4 separate regions of the Homo sapiens genome follow, and all the other regions are linked to region 4. A link is a contact called in ENCODE Hi-C data. All regions are on one chromosome and are shown on one strand. Each heading gives the region's core, a stretch centred on a gene start or an enhancer-like site at or near the end of the contact. The rest is flanking DNA. Distances are from core to core; before and after follow the strand shown.

The links. Hi-C counts contacts between places; a loop is a spot of excess contacts on that map. Pooled maps may share reads with other maps.
Region 1: a loop to region 4 is called in a map with no recorded cell type, with 3 times the contacts of the local background. The contact joins the promoter of IGFBP4 here to the promoter of KRT33A in region 4. A Hi-C loop is called at or near these places in 2 of 37 single-sample maps with no recorded cell type and 2 of 50 pooled maps.
Region 2: a loop to region 4 is called in a map with no recorded cell type, with 5 times the contacts of the local background. The contact joins the enhancer-like site here to the promoter of KRT33A in region 4. A Hi-C loop is called at or near these places in 12 of 37 single-sample maps with no recorded cell type and 4 of 50 pooled maps.
Region 3: a loop to region 4 is called in a map with no recorded cell type, with 4 times the contacts of the local background. The contact joins the enhancer-like site here to the promoter of KRT33A in region 4. A Hi-C loop is called at or near these places in 12 of 37 single-sample maps with no recorded cell type and 5 of 50 pooled maps.

What each region holds. Positions count from the first base shown.
Region 1 is chr17:40,439,948-40,445,199 of GRCh38, forward strand. It overlaps IGFBP4 (insulin like growth factor binding protein 4), which reads left to right and starts at 3,503. Exons shown (of 4, transcript NM_001552.3): 1 at 3,503-4,137. The coding sequence starts at 3,789. RefSeq lists an enhancer at 1,304-1,353 and silencers at 3,400-3,589, 3,600-3,649, 3,660-3,709.
Region 2 is chr17:40,581,206-40,586,202 of GRCh38, forward strand. No RefSeq gene overlaps it. Among named protein-coding and RNA genes, the nearest start is that of CCR7, 18 kb to the left of the region's middle. RefSeq lists enhancers at 1,019-1,158, 1,179-1,428 and a silencer at 1,187-1,332. Within about 2 kb of position 1,251, at least 11 of the 41 ENCODE cell types and tissues checked have a DNase peak (open chromatin) inside an H3K27ac peak, as active enhancers do.
Region 3 is chr17:40,596,513-40,601,157 of GRCh38, forward strand. No RefSeq gene overlaps it. Among named protein-coding and RNA genes, the nearest start is that of CCR7, 33 kb to the left of the region's middle. RefSeq lists enhancers at 1,449-1,658, 2,085-2,379, 2,587-2,886. Within about 2 kb of position 2,804, at least 13 of the 41 ENCODE cell types and tissues checked have a DNase peak (open chromatin) inside an H3K27ac peak, as active enhancers do.
Region 4 is chr17:41,348,610-41,353,395 of GRCh38, forward strand. It overlaps KRT33A (keratin 33A), which reads right to left and starts at 2,219. Exons shown (of 7, transcript NM_004138.4): 1 at 1,811-2,219; 2 at 737-819; 3 at 1-30. The coding sequence starts at 2,158. LOC105371778 (a long non-coding RNA gene) reads left to right here and starts at 2,888. Exons shown (of 2, transcript XR_001753056.1): 1 at 2,888-2,994; 2 at 3,813-4,786.

The DNA of each region.
Region 1 (5,252 bases), core at 2,253-4,752, 910 kb before region 4:
CTTTCAGCCTGTATGCCCTGAATGTAAAACTGACCACCTGTGGCTCTGGATCCCCATTGTGCCCCATATGAACATCTCCCAGGGCACCTGCACACTTCTCAGATTTATTTTATTTACATACTATCGTCCCTCATTAGGCAGTGAGCTCCTTGAGGGCAGGGGGTGATCTTGGTCATCTCTGCATCCCTGGTATGTAGCATAAAGCCTGTGCATATTAGGCGTTCAGTAAATCTGTGTTACATGAATGGTAGGAGGTGCTTGGAAGGCCTCTTTCCTGTGCATCTTCCTGCCTCCTTGGAATTAACCCAATGATGAGGGGTGGAGGGACACCAGAGGATGGACTGAGGGGCTGGCGTTGAGGTGTGGGAATCTGTCTCATCTGGCAACCTTTGCAGATTCCCACACTCACCTGCACTCATGCTTCATCCCAGGCATGTTGCGTGGGTTTGTCCGGCCTCTCCTGCACTCCTGCCTCTGTGTCCTGGCACCTTTTCTCCTCTTGGGCTTGCTGAACAGGGCACATGTCTGGCATTGGGAGCAGAACTACTCTTCTCCATTCATTTTACTCTCACAAGAGCTTCAAGAGGTAGGATGGGTGGAGATGATCTACCTCCATGTTACAGCTAAGGTCAGTCAAACTCCAAGTTCACGCAAGTTGGTGGCAGAACAGGGTCCAGTGATGATCAAGGAAGGAGATGGGGTGGGGAACGTTTTCTTTTCTTTTTTTCTTTTTTTGAGACTGAATCCTGCTCTGTTGCCTAGGCTGGAGTGCAGTGGTGTGATCTCGGCTCACTACAACCTCCATCTCCTGGGTTCAAGCGATTCTCCTGCCTCAGCCTCCTGAGTAGCTGGGACTACAGGCACGTGCCACCACGCCTGACTAATTTTTTTTATTTTTAGTAGAGACGAGGTTTCCCCGTGTTAGCCACGATGGTCTCGATCTCCTGACCTCATGATCCACCCGCCTTGGCCTCCCTAAGTGCTGGAATTACAGCCGTGAGCCACCATGCCCGGCCTGGGGGCAGTTTTCTGAATCAGGCACAGGCTGGGCTTCCCCAGGGACTTGAGGAAGCTGGTTCTGTTTGCCCTTCTCCAAGGCATATGGGGCAGAAGGGTCCCCACTTCATCTATGAGATGGAATGGAGAGAACCCCAGAATCTTGGCCCCAGCCATCACTTTCCAGCCCTTCTGCAGTCTTGATGGTTGCCAGTAGGTGCCGTCAGTTTGCAACTTTTTGGTCTGTCCTGCAGGTCCGGCTGCCAGTCCCAATCTCCCTGCAATCATCTCTCAGTAAGTAGGAGGTAGCCCAATCCCCGTGAGGCTGAAAGACCCCTGTCCTGGGGGAAGAAGCAGGAAGAGGGTCTCTGAACTGCATTTCAGCTTGGCTGACCTGCAGCTTTCTAGGCCGAGACAAAAAAAAAAAAAAATCCACAGTGGGTTACTGATTATTCCTGGACAGGTACGCTTAACCTGAAACCAGCTCCAGTACAGCAGAAGCCTTTGTAGGGAAGAATGGGTGGGAATTAGCGGGGGCCTGAGAGGGAACCTAGGAGATGGATCTTTGCTCCAAATGCCACTCCAGGGCTCTTCTCAATTTGGGCAGGATTGGGCAAGGCTGGGGGAATAGGGATCAATAGGATTTTACAGAGGGTCAAGCCAGGCCCAACACTAGCCCAAGTAGCAACACTGGGTGAATTAAAAAAGCATCCCTTCCTTAAAATTCTTTTTTTTTTTTTTTTTTGAGACAGAGTCTTGCTCTGTCACCTGGACTGGAGTGCAGTGGTATGATCTTGGATCACTGTAACCTCCTCCTCCTGGGGTTCAAGCGATTCTTCTGCCTCAGCCTCCCAAGTAGCTGGGATTACAGGCATGCGCCACCACGCCCGGCTAATTTTTGTATTTTTAGTAGAGATGGGGTTTCACCGTGTTGGCCAGACTGGTCTCAAACTCCTGACCTCAGGTGATCTGCCCACCTTGGCCTCCCAAAGTGCTAGGATTACAGGCATGAGCCACTACGCCTGGCCTTCTTTTTTCTCTTTCTTTCTTTTTTTTTTTGAGATGGAGTCTCGCTCTGTCGCCCAGGTTGGAGTGCAGTGGCGCAATCTCAGCTCACTGCAAGCTCCACCTCCCGGGATCATGCCATTCTCCTGCCTCAGCCTCCCTAGTAGCTGGGACTACAGGCACCCGCCACCACGCCCGGCTAACTTTTTGTATTTTTAGTAGAGAGGGGGTTTCACCGTGCTAGCCAGGATGGTCTCGATTTCCTGACCTCGTGATCTGCCCGCCTCGGCCTCCCAAAGTGCTGGGATTACAGGCGTGAGCCACCGCGCCCGGCCTTCTTTCTTTCTTTCTTTTTTAGACAGAGTTTCCTTCTTTCACCTAGGCTGGTGTGCAGTGGTACAATTCTAGCTCACTGCAGCCTCCAACTCCTGGGCTCAAGTGATCCTCTTGCCTCAGGCTCCCGAGTACCTGGGACCACAGGTGAACGCCACCACACCTGGCTAATTTTAAAATTTTTTTGTAGAGACAAGGTCTCACTACGTTGCCCAGACTGGTCTTGAACTCCTGGGCTCAAGTGATCCTCCCGCCTCAGCCTCCAAAAGTGCTGACATTACAGGTGTGAGTCACTGCTGCAGGCCCCTCAAATCCTTCACTGCCATCTGGGAAATGATCACAACAGCTCTACAAATACACAATGATTACAAGGAATGGTGCCCCACTGGAGTTGTTCAACGCAAAACTTGCACATTGCAAGTGGCAATCTCCCAGGCCTGCCTCCCTCCACGAGTGGGTCTGAATGGGCCTGAGAGGCAAACATCCAAGAAGGAGGAAGAGGCTCGGCGGCACCTCCCTCCCCGGGAGTTCTGCTGATTCCATCTTGGGGAAGCAGGGTGGACCAGGGCCCAAATGCGCCCTGGGGAGATTGCGGGGGCGGGAGAGGTTGCAAGGGGCAAGTGGCAAGAGCCTGTTAACGTCTTAGGGCCTCCAGGCCTTTCTGTGCCCCTAGCTGTGCCTGTACGCTTTACCCCACCTCAGGAGGCTTGGTCTCCAGCGGTTGAGGCTGGAAGCACCGGGGTGCGGTGGAAAGGGCTCTGTCCAGGAAGACCGGATCCGCAGAGCCGGGAGTCCGGGCTAGGAAGTCCCTTTCTCGGTGGGAGACTGAGGCCGCCTTGGCGGGGCGGGACGAGACTCCTCCGAGGTCGGGAAAGGGGGCCCCGCAGCAGCCCCTTGGCTTCCCTTCTCCCTTGCCTCCCCTCCGGGGCTCCGGTTCAGAGGCACTCTGGGCGCCTGCTACAGCTTCCAAACTGCGCCGCTTCCTTCTTCGGCAGAAAAGGACTTTCAGATGCGGCGGCGGCGGCGGCGGCGACTCAGGACAGCGCCCCCTCCCCCTAACGGCCGCCTCTCCCTCTCCCCCTCGCCCGCCCCGGCTCCCCCACCTCTGGGAAGGCGCTGGGGGTGTGGCCAGGGACCGGTATAAAGTCCGGGGGAGCCGGTCCCGGGCAGCCGCTCAGCCCCCTGCCCCTCGCCGCCCGCCGCCTGCCTGGGCCGGGCCGAGGATGCGGCGCAGCGCCTCGGCGGCCAGGCTTGCTCCCCTCCGGCACGCCTGCTAACTTCCCCCGCTACGTCCCCGTTCGCCCGCCGGGCCGCCCCGTCTCCCCGCGCCCTCCGGGTCGGGTCCTCCAGGAGCGCCAGGCGCTGCCGCCGTGTGCCCTCCGCCGCTCGCCCGCGCGCCCGCGCTCCCCGCCTGCGCCCAGCGCCCCGCGCCCGCGCCCAGTCCTCGGGCGGTCATGCTGCCCCTCTGCCTCGTGGCCGCCCTGCTGCTGGCCGCCGGGCCCGGGCCGAGCCTGGGCGACGAAGCCATCCACTGCCCGCCCTGCTCCGAGGAGAAGCTGGCGCGCTGCCGCCCCCCCGTGGGCTGCGAGGAGCTGGTGCGAGAGCCGGGCTGCGGCTGTTGCGCCACTTGCGCCCTGGGCTTGGGGATGCCCTGCGGGGTGTACACCCCCCGTTGCGGCTCGGGCCTGCGCTGCTACCCGCCCCGAGGGGTGGAGAAGCCCCTGCACACACTGATGCACGGGCAAGGCGTGTGCATGGAGCTGGCGGAGATCGAGGCCATCCAGGAAAGCCTGCAGCCCTCTGGTAAGGTACCCCTGGCCTCCCAATTCCCTCCTGAGTGCGCTCCCTTCCCAGCGGCTTCTTCCCCATTCCAGCCGCCCTGGAAGGCCCTTAAAAATCCCCTATGAGTTGAAGAGAAGGCAGGTACGTGGCAGGGCCCGACTGGCATGGGACAGGCTCATCAAGGAAACTGCTACCGAGTCCCTAGCAGCCTGTTGCCACCACCAAGGGAGACTGTCCCATCGCTCCATCTCAAACCTCCAAGGGTTGTCTGTTTGATAAGGGGGTCCCAGTGGGAGGCCTGGCTGCTGGTGCAGGAGTGGCAGATTAAGGTCCAGTTAAGTCAGCTGTCTAGGGCCAGAGAACTGGAGGATGGTGGTGGGGTGTGTGTTGGGGAGGATGAGGGAGTGGGGAAAGCTTTCTGTTCCTGATCCAGGCCGAGGGTGAAATCCCAGTGGTCTGGGGAGCCAGGGCCTGAACTTTTTTTTTACATGGTCCAGTGGTGGAGTGGGACATACAAATTAGAGGGACTTTGGCGTTGAGGGGCATTAGACTTGCCCTTCCCCAAAGCCCAGAGCCAGGTCACCTTGTTGTTTGAGAGGCAGTGGGAAGACAGGGGTCCCTCTGCCAGGCCTGGACACCTCTGCCTGCCCTGGTATACAGGCCCCCTGTTCTTTTCTCCAGGCAGGTAGGATTTGAGGTGGTAGAAAAGTCTTGGCTCCTAGCCGAGAGCTGCAGGAGCCTCATGTGTGTGGGATAGGGAATAGAGAAGGGGCCAGGGCGCCAGGGGAGAGAAACAGAGAGAGAGAGAGAGAGAGAGAGAAACACACACACACACACACACACACACACACACACACACACACAGAGACAGAGAGAGAGAGAGAGAGAGAGAGAGAGAGAGAGAGAGAGAGAGAGAGAGAGACTCTGAGAAGGCCCTTGCCCTAACCTCATTCTTACACTTTCTTTTTTTGTTTCTCAGTTTCTCCTTAGACTCTCAGTCTCTTTTCCTTCTTTCTCTTGCTCTTTTGTTCTTCCTGATTTGTCTCTCAACCTCTAGTTTCACTAGTCATGCTCTCGAGTTCTGTTTTCCTCAGTGTCTTCTGCCCATCGTGCGTTTCTTTCTCCACCTTATTCTG
Region 2 (4,997 bases), core at 1-2,500, 770 kb before region 4:
GGCTTGAAGGCCCATCAACCTAGTCCTGGGCCTTGAGGAGCTTGACAAGCAATGGAAAATAGCATGGGCATCCACATCTCCAAGCACATCCTTATACCTCATCTCATTTAGCCCTCGGGCTGCCCTGTGTGGCAGGTTTCCATTCTATGATTGAGGAAGCTGAGACTTGAAAGGAAAGTGACTTGATATTTGACTCTAAGCTAAGGGGCTTTTCCCACTATGCCAGGCTGCCTTTACTGATGTTGGGCATGGTCGGAAGAGCTCAGACCACGGCTGCCCCCTCTCTTCCTGGGAAAGACACCCTCAGACAGGTCTTTACATCCCATCCTGTTTTACGAAGGTTTCTGAGAATGAGCAGGGAGAAGGACCTACAAGTAACCTTTATAGTCATTCAGTCCAACCACCTCACTGATGACTTGGTTACCCAGAGGATAAAGAAAAGCTTAGCTTACCAGAAACTCCAGCCCCTGTTATTATGAAAAAGAACAGGACAAGTCTTGAGACCCCTAGAGGAGGCCTCTGATCTGGAGAGAATCGACAGAGGAGCCAGACCCAGAGTCCCCTGGAGGGAGCCAGGTCTGCAGAAGCTCAGAAACTCAGTCCTGCCTTTCTTGCATATGGAGTCCATGGTCATAGTAGCAGTGTCCTGGCTCTACCCAGAGTGTCCAATGGCTTCCTGTCCCTCTGGACTTGTCATTTAGTGGGCAAAGTCCAAGATCACACCTCTCACTCCTGCCCCCACCTCTTGCCCCTGTTTTATCTCACTTGGGAATAATCTGTTCCCATGTGAAGCCAACGAAAATGAGCCTCCACCAGTGTGGGGTAACCCAACAGGCAGATTTGGTATGGACACAGGGCCCCAGCCAGATGAAGACATCCCAAAGTTGAGAAGAGTTCAGTAATCAGAAAATCTAAAAAGATGCTCTTTTAATTTCAGCACACATGTACATTTTGTGTTGTCTGGTGAGTATTAGGAATTATATTTGGAGAGAGACTGCAATCTTTATAGGGTTCAGGGCCTTTTAAGGTCTTACTCGGACCTTGGACAACCAAGAGGGAAAGGGCCAACAGGTGTGAGGAAAATAAGTTGTGAGGCTGCAGGGAGGAAGAGGATGGCTCACCAGGATGAAGAAAAGGGAAGGAGAGGAGCTCTCAGTGGTGCAATTGGTTAGCGTGTGGCACTTACATGAAAAGGGAAGGAGGGCTTGGCACAGGCTAGCGGGAAGCCTCAGGTCACCCTGACACCTGTTGCCATGGCCCGGCGGCGGTTTCCTGACTTGTCAGGACGTGTGCACAGAGAGAACAATGGGTTTGCCTTGACAGGAAGATGCTTCCTGTTTTGCTGCATGGGTTCATTGTTGGGCATTAAGAGGGAGGGGTCTATGTGTCTGTGTTTTTCGTGTTGCCAAAAGCTCTCTGAGGGGAGAAGTGGGGGTGAGTGAGGACGGGGGTCTGAGGAAAGGTGAAAGGGAAAGGAAGGGAGCAGTTATTCTTCCAGAATTGCTCAGCCAAACCTCACGCCATTCTAGTTTCAGCCAACCAGAGAGGGTGGGGCTGGCCCTGCTGTCCTACTGTCCCCAAGAGCTCTAAGCCCAGAGCTTTTGTGCATGACTGAGGGCTGCCCAGAATCCCTCCTTTTGTTCCCCAGTGAGACCCGGTGGTGACCTTTATCTTGGCAAGGTGGCAAGGGCGACAGGAAACTTGGACTGAAATAACCTCTGTGGTGAAAGCAGGGGTGGGAAATGTTGAGGCTGGTCTCATGGCGAGTGATAAATTAGACATCCAAGATGCCCACTCCCCACCTCCAGCCTGCCCATTGCTGGGCCAACCCTGCACATTCACAACCGAAATTGTACATTTTTAAAATTTATTTTTTATTCTTTTTAAAAAATTTTCCATACGTTATTGGGGTACAGGTGATATTTGGTTACATGAGTAAGTTATTTAGTGGTGATTTGTGAGATCCTGGTGCACCCATCACCCGAGCAGTATACACTGCACCATATTTGTTGTCTTTTATCCCTTGCCCCTTCCTGCTCTTCTCCCCAAGTCCCCGAAGTCCATTGTATCATTCTTATGCCTTTGCGTCCTCATAGCTTAGCTCCCACATGTCAGTGAGAACATACAATGTTTGGTTTTCCATTCCTGAGTTACTTCACCTAGAATAATAGTCTCCAATCTCATCCAGGTCATTGCAAATGCTGTTAATTCATCTCTTTATGGCTGAGACTAATCAGATGGAATACTATTCCATTATACATATATATACTACAGTTTCTTTATCCACTCGTTGATTGATGGGCATTTGGATTGGTTCCATGATTTTGCAACTGTGAATTGTGCTGCTATAAACATGTGTGTGCAAGTATCTTTTTCGAATAATGACTTCTTTTCCTCTGGGTATACCCAGTAGTGGGATTGCTGGATCAAATGGTAGTTCTACTTTTAGTTCTTTAAGGAATCTCCACACTGTTTTCCTTAGTGGCGTACTAGTTTACATTCCTACCAGCAGTATAGAAGTGTTCCCTGATCACTGCATCTCTGTCAACATCTACTGTTTTTTGATTCTTTGATTATGGCCATTCTTGCAGGAGTAAGGTGGTATCGCATTGTGGTTTTGATTTGAATTTCCCTGATCATTAGTGATGTTGAGCATTTTTTCATGTTTGTTGGCCATTTGTATATCTTCTTTTGAGAATTGTCTATTCATGTCCTTAGCCCACTTTTTGATGGGATTGTTTGTTTTTTTCTTACTGATTTGAGTTTGTTGTAGATTCTGGATATTAGTCCTTTGTCAGATGTATAGATTGTGAAGATTTTCTCCCACTCTGTGGGTTACCTGTTTACTCTGCTGACTGTTCCTTTTGCCATGCAAAAGCTCTTTAGTTTAATTAGGTCCCAGCTATTTATCTTTGTTTTTATTGCAATTGCTTTTGGGGTTTTGGTCATGAAATCCTTGCCTAAGCCAATGTCTAAAATAGTTTTTCCAATGTTATCTTCTAGGACTTTTACAGTTTCAGGTCTTAGGTTTAAGTCCTTAATCCATCTTGAGTTGATTTTTGTATAAGGTGAGAGATGAGGATCCAATTTCATTCTCCTACATGTGGCTAGCCAATTATCCCAGCACCATTTGTTGAAAAGGGTGTCCTTTCCCCACTTTATGTTTTTGTTTGCTTTGTTGAAGACCAGTTGGCTGTAAGTATTTGGGTTTATTTCTGGGTTCTCTATTCTGTTCCATTGGTCTATGTGCCTATTTTTATACCAGTACCATGCTGTTTTGGTGACTATGGCCTTATAATATAGTTTGAAATCAGGTAGTGTGATGCCTCCAGATTTGTTCTTTTTGCTTAGCCTTGCTTTGGCTATGTGGGCTCTTTTTTGGTTCCATATGAATTTTAGAATTGTTTTTTCTAACTCTGTGAAGAATGGTGGCAGTATTTTGATGGGGATTACATTGAATTTGTAGATTGCTTTTGGCAGTGTGGTCATTTTCACAATATTGAGTCTACCTATCCATGAGCATGGCATGTGTTTCCATTTGTTTGTGTTGTCTGATTTCTTTCAGTAGTGTTTTGTAGTTTTCCTCGTAGAGGTCTTTTGACTCCTTTGTTAGGTTATTCCTAAGTATTTTATTTTTCTTGGAGCTATTGTAAAGCTATTTATTTTTCTTGGAGCTATTCTTGAGTTCTTGATTTGATCTCTGCTTGGTCATTGTTGGTGTATAGAAGAGCTACTAATTTGTGTATATTAATCTTATAATTGGAAACTTTGCTGAATTCTTTTATCAGTTCTGGAGGAGTCCTTAGGGTTTTCAAGGTAAACTATCATATCATCAGCAAACAGGGACAGTTTGACTTCCTCTTTGCTGATTTGGATGCCCTTTATTTCTTTCTCTTGTCTGATTGCTTTGGCTAGGACTTCCAGTACTATGTTGAAGAGGAGTGGTGACAGTGGGCGTCCTTATCTTGTTCCTGTTCTCAGAGGGAATGCTTTCAACTTTTCCCCATTCAGCATTATGTTGGCTGTGTGTTTGTCATAGATGGTTTTTATTACATTAAGGTATGTCCCTTGTGTGCTGATTTTGCTGAGGGTTTTAATCATAAAGCGATGCTGGATTTTGTCAAATGCTTTTTCTACATCTATTGAGATGATCATGTGATTTTTGTTTTAAATTCTGTTTATGTGGTGTACCACATTTATTGACTTGCATATGTTAAACCATCCCTGCATCCCTTGTATGAAACCCACTTGATCATGGTGGATTATCTTTTTGATAGGTTGTTGGATTCGGTTAGCTAATATTTTGTTAAGGATTTTAGCATCTGTGTTCATCAAGAATATTGGTCTTAGTTTTCTTTTGTGGTTGTGTCCTCTACTGGTTTTGGTATTAGGGTGAGGCTGGCTTCATAGAATGAATTAGAGAGGGTTCCTTCTTTCTCTATCTTGTGGAATAGTGTCAAGAGGATTGGTACCAATTCCTCTTTGAATGTCTGGTAGAATTCTGCTGTGAATCCATCTGGTCCTGGACTATTTTTTGTTGGTAATTTTTATTTATTTATTTATTTTTGAGACAGAGTCTCCCTATGTTGCCCAGGCTGGAGTGCAGTGGCATGATCTCAGCTCACTGCAAGCTCTGCCTCCTGGGTTCACGCCATTCTCCTGCCTCAGCCTCTCCGAGTAGCTGGGACTACAGGTGCCTGCCACCACGCCCAGCTAATTTTTTGTATTTTTAGTAGAGACAGGGTTTCACTGTGGTCTCGATCTCCTGACTTCATGATCTGCCCGCCTTGGCCTCCGAAAGTGCTGGGATTACAGGCATGAGCCATCACGCCTGGCCTTTGTCAGTAATTTTTAAAGTAACATTTCAATCTTGCTGCTTGTTATTGGTCTGTTCAGGGTGTCTAATTCTTCCTGATTTAAGCTAGGAAGGTTGTATTTTTCCAGGAATTTATCCATCTCTTCTAGATTTTCTAGTTTCTGTGCATAAAGGCATTTAC
Region 3 (4,645 bases), core at 1,554-4,053, 750 kb before region 4:
TCACACATTGGTTTTTGCTCCACTAAATTCTGTTAAATTTAATTTGCCTAAGGTTTTTCTTTTAAAAGCCCCAAAGTTAAATGCCTCTGTTGTCTGCACACCAGCAAAATAGAAGCCTCATGCAGCCCTCGTGTCAATACAGTACTCATTTGTGAATTAGCAGTTACCTGAGTGCTTCTGATTGGTGGAGGGTAGGTCACATGAATCAATTCCTACATGACTGCTTCTGATTGGTGGAGAGTAGGTCACATGAATCGGCACCTACATGACTGCTTCTGACTGCTGGAGGGTAGGTCACATGAATCAATGCCTACATGAGTGCTTCTGATTGGTGGAGGGTAGGTCACATGCCTGTGTCCTAACTGCAGGGGATACCGGGAGTTTGAGTTCTTGACTTCTATTTCGGGAGGCAGGACAATAATAAAGGAATTTCCTCCAGAAAGAAAAGCTGTCCGTAAGATGATGAGCCGCCATCATGAATGTGACAGGTGTCCATTACACTGACTCACCCTGAATGTCACACCATAGGAAGTGAAGTTAGATGTCCGAACACATTCCCCTTTTAAAATCCTGCTCCTTTCTTAAAATATGGTTTAGAGCAAAGAGTTTTTATTACATAGTTTTTTGAGGTATAATTTTACACGCAGTAAAAATTACCCATTCTAGCGTACAGGTCTAGAATTTTTTAAAAAATAAATTCATACAATTATGTACTACCACCAACAACATACGGTATATAATAGTTTCATCACACACCACTGTTCCCTCACGTGTCTTTGTAGCCAACCCCTTCCTCTACCCTCAGCTCCTCACAACCACTGAACTGGTTTCTGTCTGTAGTTTTTGGAACAAAGACTTTCTAAGCAAAGAACAAAAATGGAGCAGAAGAGAGTCTGTGTGTAAATACCAATGTATGCATGTTGGAATCTCCCCCTCCTTGGCTCCTGTCCTGGGGGTGAAGAAAGATAAAGATTATTGAAAACAAATTGAAATGATCAAAAGTATAATTTCTTTTCAATGTCAGATTTAGGGCTTAACTCAGGAAGATGGATGAGCTCACTATTGTGGCTCCGGCTCACTGCATGAATTCCTGTTTAGAGTGATAGGTAAATAGCACCTGAACAAATGCAGCCTGCCCTCAGATTCAGGTGGAGGAACCCACACCTTAGAGGTCTTTCTCTGGCCTTCCTCAGACGGTACCCTTGTCAGGTGAAGGACTGGTCCATGTCCCCCCTTCTATGTCACACTCCAGGTCTCAGGACCCAGTATTCCCGGCCCAAAGAGTCCTCAGCCACTTTCAGGCTTGCATGGGCCTCTTCCCAGGGAAAATCCTCCACAGGGTAGACTGCACAGCTTGGTATGCACCCCTAGACTCTGTTGATGACCACGTCCTGGCTGTTTATGGTGGCTGTAGATGACGCTTAGGTATCCAGGCTGGGGAGTAGAGAAGGGGAGCTGAGGGGAGAGTCTGAGAGTTCTCGAAGGAGTCTGAGAATTCTAAATTTAAACATGACCCTTTAGGTCGTTATGAAAATGTATAGTTTCATTATGAAATGGAACCTATTTTATAAGTCTGTTAGCTCTATTTATAATGTAACTATCTGGGCAGGTAGTGCGTAGGCCTCTGTTTGTACTCTTGCCTGGGCCCTGCAAATATTTGAGACAGGCCGAAATGAATCTAACTGTGCTTCCTCAGAGAGTTACCAAAGCTCTCTGCAGGCCAGGCTCCCTGGTGGCAGCCCTGAACCCCTTTCCTGAGGATGTGGGAGAGGAAAAGAGGGAGACATTTCTTGGATGTCTGCTATGTGCTGGAATCTGACCTGGGCTGTTTCCCTCACATCATCTCATTTGGGTCTCCCAGCTACTTGCCAGATAGGTATGTCATTGCCAATGTATAGATGAAGAAATGGAGGCCTAGCAGCATTTAAGAGCCTTAAGTGCCCAAGCTGGGATTCCAGCGCAGATCTGCGTGGCTTCAAGTCTGGCCGTCTTCCATGCTGCCATTAGAGTTCTGTCCACCTTGGCTCTCCTCCCCGACAGGATTCCCAGAGGGCCCGAAGTCAGTTACTTAAATGGGTTGAAATCAGACATGTACTATGCTTTGGGGAGAAACGAAACCAAACCATAAATTTCCCGAACCTTCTCTGGTTGGCCCTGTTTTTGTTCCAAAGCAGAAAAGGGCAAAGTACAGGAGGGGGCTGGGGCAGAGAGAGTGCAAACACATGGGTACAGAAGGCACGTGATAATTCGCTGTGGAAGCAAGAGAGCGGGTGGGTGCGGACGTGGGTGGGAGTGAGGGCTGAGACCAAGAAGTTTGGCTTTTGAGTCAGTCCTGGTTTTAAATCTAGGTCCCACCACTTACAAATTGTTCAACTTAGACCAAGTTGCTTAACTACATAGAATCTCGGTTTCACTATCTTCAAAAGATAATTGATAATAGGGTTTCTTCTAAGAGTCTTTGTAAGGAGGAAACGAAATCGCATCAGTAAGGCCCCAGCCCGCAGCAGGTTCTCGACAACATTCATTCCCTTCCACCCTCTCCTTCCTCCTATTGACAGAGTTGCTTCAGCCCATTTTGGCATTCTGTAGATTTCTACAGCTGAGAAATCCAAAAATAAACTTGAATTATGGTGGGTTTAGCACCGAGGCACTTCTGTGTAAATAGCAGAAGTGAAAAGAAAAAAAAGGCCATCTCATTTCTAGTATTTGAAACCAAGCACCCTCATCGTGTGGGCGACTCATAGTAGAGGGGGCAGGGGGAGCGAGGTTTGGCATTTTTTCTCTGCTGTTTTTGTTTTTGTTCTGTGATGATGTGGGGGACTCTCCAGGGACATCATGCGTCACAGAGCAGGGGAGAAAGGGGAGGTGAAGACAGAGCAAGTAGGGAAATTTGATCCGGTCTCTGACGTTGTAGGGCAGAATTGGGGAAAGAGGGAGTGTCGGTCAATGGGTGGAAAAGGTCCCGTGGCTGTCATGCCCTTCTTACCTCCTGCCCCGAGACACAGTTGGGCAAGTCCCTTAATTCATTTTTCAGTGAGTTTCCCAAGAAAGGCCGTCTTCCGGAACATGTGTTATTCCTGAAATACATGGCAGACTCGGTTGAAAGGGTGTGTGTTTGTGGGTCACAGAGACTCACAAAAAGAGAAGGCAAGGGGCTGGCCCGCTTGACGTGAGCCCACATGGATGGGAGTCACAGGTGATTATTATTATTATTAACAAAAGGCTTCCCTTACCTCCCCAAACCTAACTTTTCACTATTCATACCATCCATGTCTTATAGGCCCAGGGAGATGAAAAAGTGAGTTTACCCAAGGGAATTCACAAGGGCCTAAGTAGAAGAGCCAGGATTTGAACTGGCTGCCCCTTTCTCTCTATGGGGCTGGCATTGGCCATCCTAATAATGGGGGAAAAGTTGGGTTAACGACCAGCGGCCTGGGGAATTCAGGTCACCTTGATGTTTGCCCTATGGTCTTGAGTTTTGCAACTTAAAAAAACAAAAAACAAAAAACTATACACACACACACACACACACACACATTATCTATCTACCTCTATTTTTTTAAGACAAGGTCTTGCTTTGTCACCTAGGCTGGAGTGCAGTGGCACGAGCACAGCTCACTGCAGCCCTGACTTCCCATGTTCAATTGATCCTCCCACCTCAGCCTCCCAAGTAGCTGGGACTACCAGCACATGCCACCACACCTGGCTAATTTTTTTATTTTTTGTAGAGGCAGGGTTTCATTATATTGCCCAGGCTGGTAAATGGACATATTGACATTACAAGTCGATGTTGTTTTTATAGAAGGAGCAAATAATGCAAAAGGGACCAACTCATCAGTGAAAACATATCATACCATGCTTGGTGTTTGCCTTGGCTAGAAGTCTCTGGAGGTGAATTTATGGAGAATGCATTCAAGCTGCCTCCCATTCCCACTATATAGATAACGAGAGGAAGGGGTTTAAGCTGCAATAGGAGGCTGTTGGAGAGACTCAAGGAGAAGCTTCCTGACCGTAGACGGTTGATAAATATAGGAGCCACTGGAGGGTGGAAGCAATAACTTTCCAATCCCCCGAGCCTTCCAGCATTTTTTGGTGTTTGCCAAATATCATCACCTCCTACCTCTCACCAGCGCCTGGACTCAACCTTTCTAGAGCCAGCTCAAATGCCACCCCTTCAGACTTCCCAGCATTGCTGTGAGGAATCGTGGGCTTTTCTTTCCTGCTCCCAGTGTGACTTTGGTACCTTTATTTAGCATCTATATTGTCCTCCCTTGACTTAAAGCCAAGTTGTTAATTCTCCCCTTTCTTGAGTTCTTAGAGGGCAGGGATGCATTCCATTCATCTTTATCACCAACACCTAAGGTGACACCTGGCACATAGTCAGTGCTCGTTAAAGGTGTGCTGAACTTTGAAACGAAGGGTTGCCTGTTGGTGGTTGAAAACATTTTTTTTTCGAACCTTGTTAAGTTTGAAAAGTTCAATCCCCAGTGCCAACATGCATATAAATATAGGTGCTTTCATGCTCTGTTGATGGGAATGTGAACTGGTTCAACTTTTCTGGAGAGTCATTTGGTAAACATTTAGGAGAAGTCTTAGAATTTTCTATGCCTTTTGACTGAATTCTTTTTTTTTTCTTTTCTCCTAA
Region 4 (4,786 bases), core at 969-3,468:
AGCTGCCGCAGGGACAGCTCGGTCTCATATCTGTGATCACAGGAGGGTCAGGAACAGGCTGGGCAGGAATAGGCCTGGCCTTGACTCTGCTTTGGTTTGGTTAGTCAGGCAACTAGGAATTAGGGTTTGTAGTTTTTATAGCCATCTCTTTTGTTTAGGTTTTCAGCATCGAGCTGGAAGAAAATGCACTGGTAATTTTACGTTTAAAGATCCAGTGGATAGACTTCTATATTCCTAGCTATTCAGGAGGCTAAGGGGAGAGGGTTGCTTGAGCCCAGGAGTCTGAGGATCTGAAGTTACACTGAGCTATGATTGCACCACTGCCCTCCAGCCTGGGTGACAGAGCAAGGCCCTGTCTCTAAAAAAAAGAAGAAAGCCAGTGGATTTAGGATAAAAGCTGACAAACTGTAAGACTTCCAAAATAATATGCTTCCACATTCTCCATTCTCATGAATGGGTTCTGTGCATAGGAGAACATCGGGGGCCAACACGTCTACACTAACTCACAGTACGACTAGGGGTGTCACGTCACAGAGGAGAAGAAGGAGGAAAGGAAGTCTAAGGCCTGGGGAAAGGATCTCTGAGCTACGGTGTGTGGTGGCTCTGTGAATCTTGGAGAAAGCAGCTAGAACATAGCTCAGTCACTGTTTGTTTAACTTGTGTTGACAACAGGCTAAAGGAAAGGAGGGCTGCCAGAGAAGAGAAATAAACAGCAACACCCCGCTTGCCCACTCACTTGGTCCTGAAGTCATCTGAGGCCAGCTTGGCATTGTCGATCTGCACCACAAGCCTGGCATTCTCAGACTTGCTGCACAGGATCTAGAAGGCCCAAAACATTCAAGAATGAGCAAGGACTTGGTAATTTTTCACCAATGGCAGTCCTTCCTAATTCACTTCCTTGGAAGGATCAGGATGTCTATCTTATTAAATGCTTTCTATATACAGCAGGTACTCAATGAATATTTCCAAAATTATATTCAAAAAAAGAACACCAAAATATGCAAAAAGTATAAGTAGATAATCTTTTTTCTATCCTAATGAGCAATACTGAGAAGCTGATCATAATAGTTGACATTTATGAAAAACACCTACTATGTTTCTGGCATGATACTAGGAGCTGAGGATACAAAAATTGGTAAGCACTTGATCCTGCCCTCAAGAAACTTTCAATCAAGCAGAAAAGACAAATAGGTAAACTAGCAATTGCAGGGGACTGGATCAGGGAAGAAGCCACATGTTCCCAGATGTCCCAGACAACTGGGACTACTTTGTCCTAGGTAATTTCCAATCTTCCCAATTTGGGCCAAACATTTTAGGCTCTCACTGGACACTGTGCACCAGGAGAAGCCCAGAGGCATGAAGGTGAGGACAATGAAATCAGGATAAGTAGGAACCTAGAAGAGAGAGGCAGCCAGCAGTCCAAGGGGCAAAAAGCTCAGATGAGGGAGAAAGAAAATGGCCCAGTCTTTACAAAAGATTCCGTTTCCCCAGCTTCCTTTGGACTCAGTCCTTTTCTCTCACCTCAGGGTAATAATTCTGGAGCTTGGCAGGTGCATGGAAGCATTCAGAGGTAGTTTTTAATTACAGCTCATTTATGCAAAGTGCTGCTACCTCCACATAGACTAACACTATGCAAATATTTAGACCTAACAGTCCCAAGTCTAGTATTAGATGGGCCCTCAAAAAACAAAATGGAAAGGCCAGTTTTCAGCTTTTCATTCACATCAAGAGCTTACGTTGTTTCTCAATCACAACTCGGATTCTCTCCCGACAACTTCCTACTGGAGGCACTGTGTCGCCCACTCCTCACCTTCTGCTGGAGCTCCTCAATGGTCTTGAAGTAGGACTGGTAGCTGGCACACACCAAGGGCTCCTGCTGCTGTGACCGCTCCCGGATGAGGTTCTCCAGCTCCGCGTTGTCCCGCTCCAGCTGACGCACCTTCTCCAGGTAGCTGGCCAGGCGGTCGTTCAGGAACTGCATGGTCTCCTTCTCACTGCCATTGAAGGAGCCCTCACAGAACCAGTTGCAGTTGCTCACATTGGCGGGGATGTTGCAGGCCCCGGGCAGGGTGCAGCCGTGGCAGCTGGGGGGCACACAGGGCCGGGAGGAGCAGCTGGTGCGGCAGCTCAGGCTGGGCAGGCCACAACTGTAAGACATGGTGCAGGGAGGGAGTGTCCAGCTGAAGACAGAGTCCAAAATCTCCAGGTTGTAGAGCGGTGGGTCTCCTTCCTCCAGGGAGCATTTATACCTCGTCCATGGAGGGTGTGGACACGTAAGACAACCCCTTTTTTTTTTTTTTTTTTTTGCTCATTTGGTGATTGTCAAAAGCCCTTCCCTCCATTTGTTGTGTTTCTTCAGAAGAGTCTCTCCCCTCATAAAATACTTTACTTGGGCTTCTCGCTAAGTCGGGACTCCTCTTCCATGCTGTGTGTCATGATGTAAGAGCTTCATGGTGTGACTTCAAAGACCTGGACTCATGAAAGCCCTGGCCTTCTTCAGTGGGGTGCAGCAGGTCAAGAGACAGTATTGCTGTTCTGCTTTGTGGCTTGAGGCCCCTAACTCTTTGGCAAGCTCTGGCTCTCCTTGGTGAAATGGAAAAGCATAGCTCTTGCCCTGTGTCTTTTGCTAGGTCACATTTCCAAGTGCCAAATTCCAAATTCATGGTTCTCAGAAAGAGGAATAGATCCTTTCTGGGACAGTTCCTGATGGCCATGTTTCCTGATATGATGGGCTTTTTTCATGTCCATGATGACGTCAATCAACCAAATAATAGATATCCACTATGACAATTTCATCCAGGGCGATGTAATAGACACTGGGAGGGGTGGAAAATAGGACTCAATGCTATGGTCAGAAGAAGTTCTTACTTGTTAAGAAACTGCACAAGCCCAAGGTAGTGTGGACACTTTTCACAAACTAGATCCTTTTTACAAACATGATCCTCAAACATGCAGAACTTAGATGTCCATTATTCCTCACCAGAACTCTTAAAGGTAAACTGTATAATTCCCATTTTATAGATGAGAACACCAAGGCATAGAGGGTGAGGATAATAAGTTGTGGACCTAGGATTCCAAAGCAGATCACTTTTCTTTTCATCACAACACTTGGCTTAAATATAAATGGCTTACTTCCTTCCCTTCTTCAGACAGGCCGTCCCTTTCTCCTCTCCAAGCTCTCTTTTTACCTTGAGCATGACACTGTCATGACTTATGTGCTTGTCTCTCTGTCTCTATTTGAGGTCCCTGAAGGCAAGGGCAGGGTCTAGTTTGTCTTTGAATCCCCAGCTCTAGGCACCTGGTAGGCACTGTTGAATGGGTGTGGGTAGAGTGATGAAGGGATGAACAGGAAATAATAATCTGAGGCAGAAGTTGACAAGTGATAACTGAGTGGTTTACACACTGGGGAGGGCGAGCAGCTCCAGGATTGGAGGCTCTTAGGAATGGATGAATGGATTTGTGCTGGGATAGGGAGGCTTCTAAGAAGCAGAGGGGAGAAAAGTAGGAAGTGCAGGTGAGGAGAATAATGTGCACACAGGAATGGGGTGGGAAAGCCCAAGGCATGGTTGAAGGACCAGGGTAAGTCTAGGCAGCAGGAAGGGGAGAGTTGTGAAGGGAAGTGCTAGAAATTAAAGCTTTATGGGGGATTGTATGGGGACCCTATGGTAGGGGGTCTCGATGGTGAAGTGGAGCAGCTTGGACTTCCCCAGAAGCTGTAGAGCCAGTATAAGCTTTTGAACCTAAGTGTGGTGTGACAAAAGGTGTTTTAGGAAATGTTTTAGCAAATATTTATCTGTTTTTGAAAAATGAAGGAAAGATTGGAGGCAAAGAGTTCAGCAAAGAGACTATTGCAACAGTCCATGCAAGACTAGAATTTATGGCAGGGATGATGATACAGATAAGGTTTAGTACAAGTGAGAGAGTTAGAGAACTGGGCCAAGGGAGAGTACAAAGAGAAGAGCAACAAGGAGCTGAGGACCAAACTTTGGAGAATTTCCCAATCAGAGATCAGGAGAAGGAAAAAGAATCTGTGATAAATGGAGAAATGGTGAGAAAAAAATGATAAAAACAAGTTCATGGCATCCCAGAAGGGCAGGAAGGAGGGTGCTTCCAAGAGGAGGTGATGTTAGAAGTGCCAAGTGCAGCAAAGGGGCCGCACATGATCAGGACCATGGAGAGGGTATTGGCTGCCTTGACCAGAAATTTACCAGGACCTTTCCAGGGTCACACAGGTATGCCTGCTGTACGCAGCGCCTGTGCACATTCTTAAAGTAATGCCCACAGTGAACTTCGGTAAACCAAGACTTCAAACACACAGAATTGAGATGTTCATTACTTAGAGAAGTTCTGCTGCAATAAATTTATATATCTGATTATTAAGCTTGGAGCTTTGATCTTACCAATACAGACTTTTATACAATAATTGGAGTGGGCTTTACGCAGATGCCAGACTTGTTTGAACTTGATGATTCGTAATAGTTTATTATTTAGGAACAATTATCCAAGAAGCATGAGTAATCTGAACTGACCGTGCATATGACACCACTTCTGTTTTGTCACAAGATGTAAGATGAGCCTTATTTGATATCCTAAAGAGGCAATGAGGAAAAAATTCAAGTATGGGCCTGAGGAGGCATACATTGGCCAGAAAGAGGAGGGGCTTCCTATGTCCTTGCTAGCAGAGGATAAAGCAGACAACAGATTCCAAGCCTCCCAGCTACAGCTACCAATCCAAGCAGCTTCCAAGCCTCCCAGCTACAGCTACAGACCAAAAACCAGATGGCTT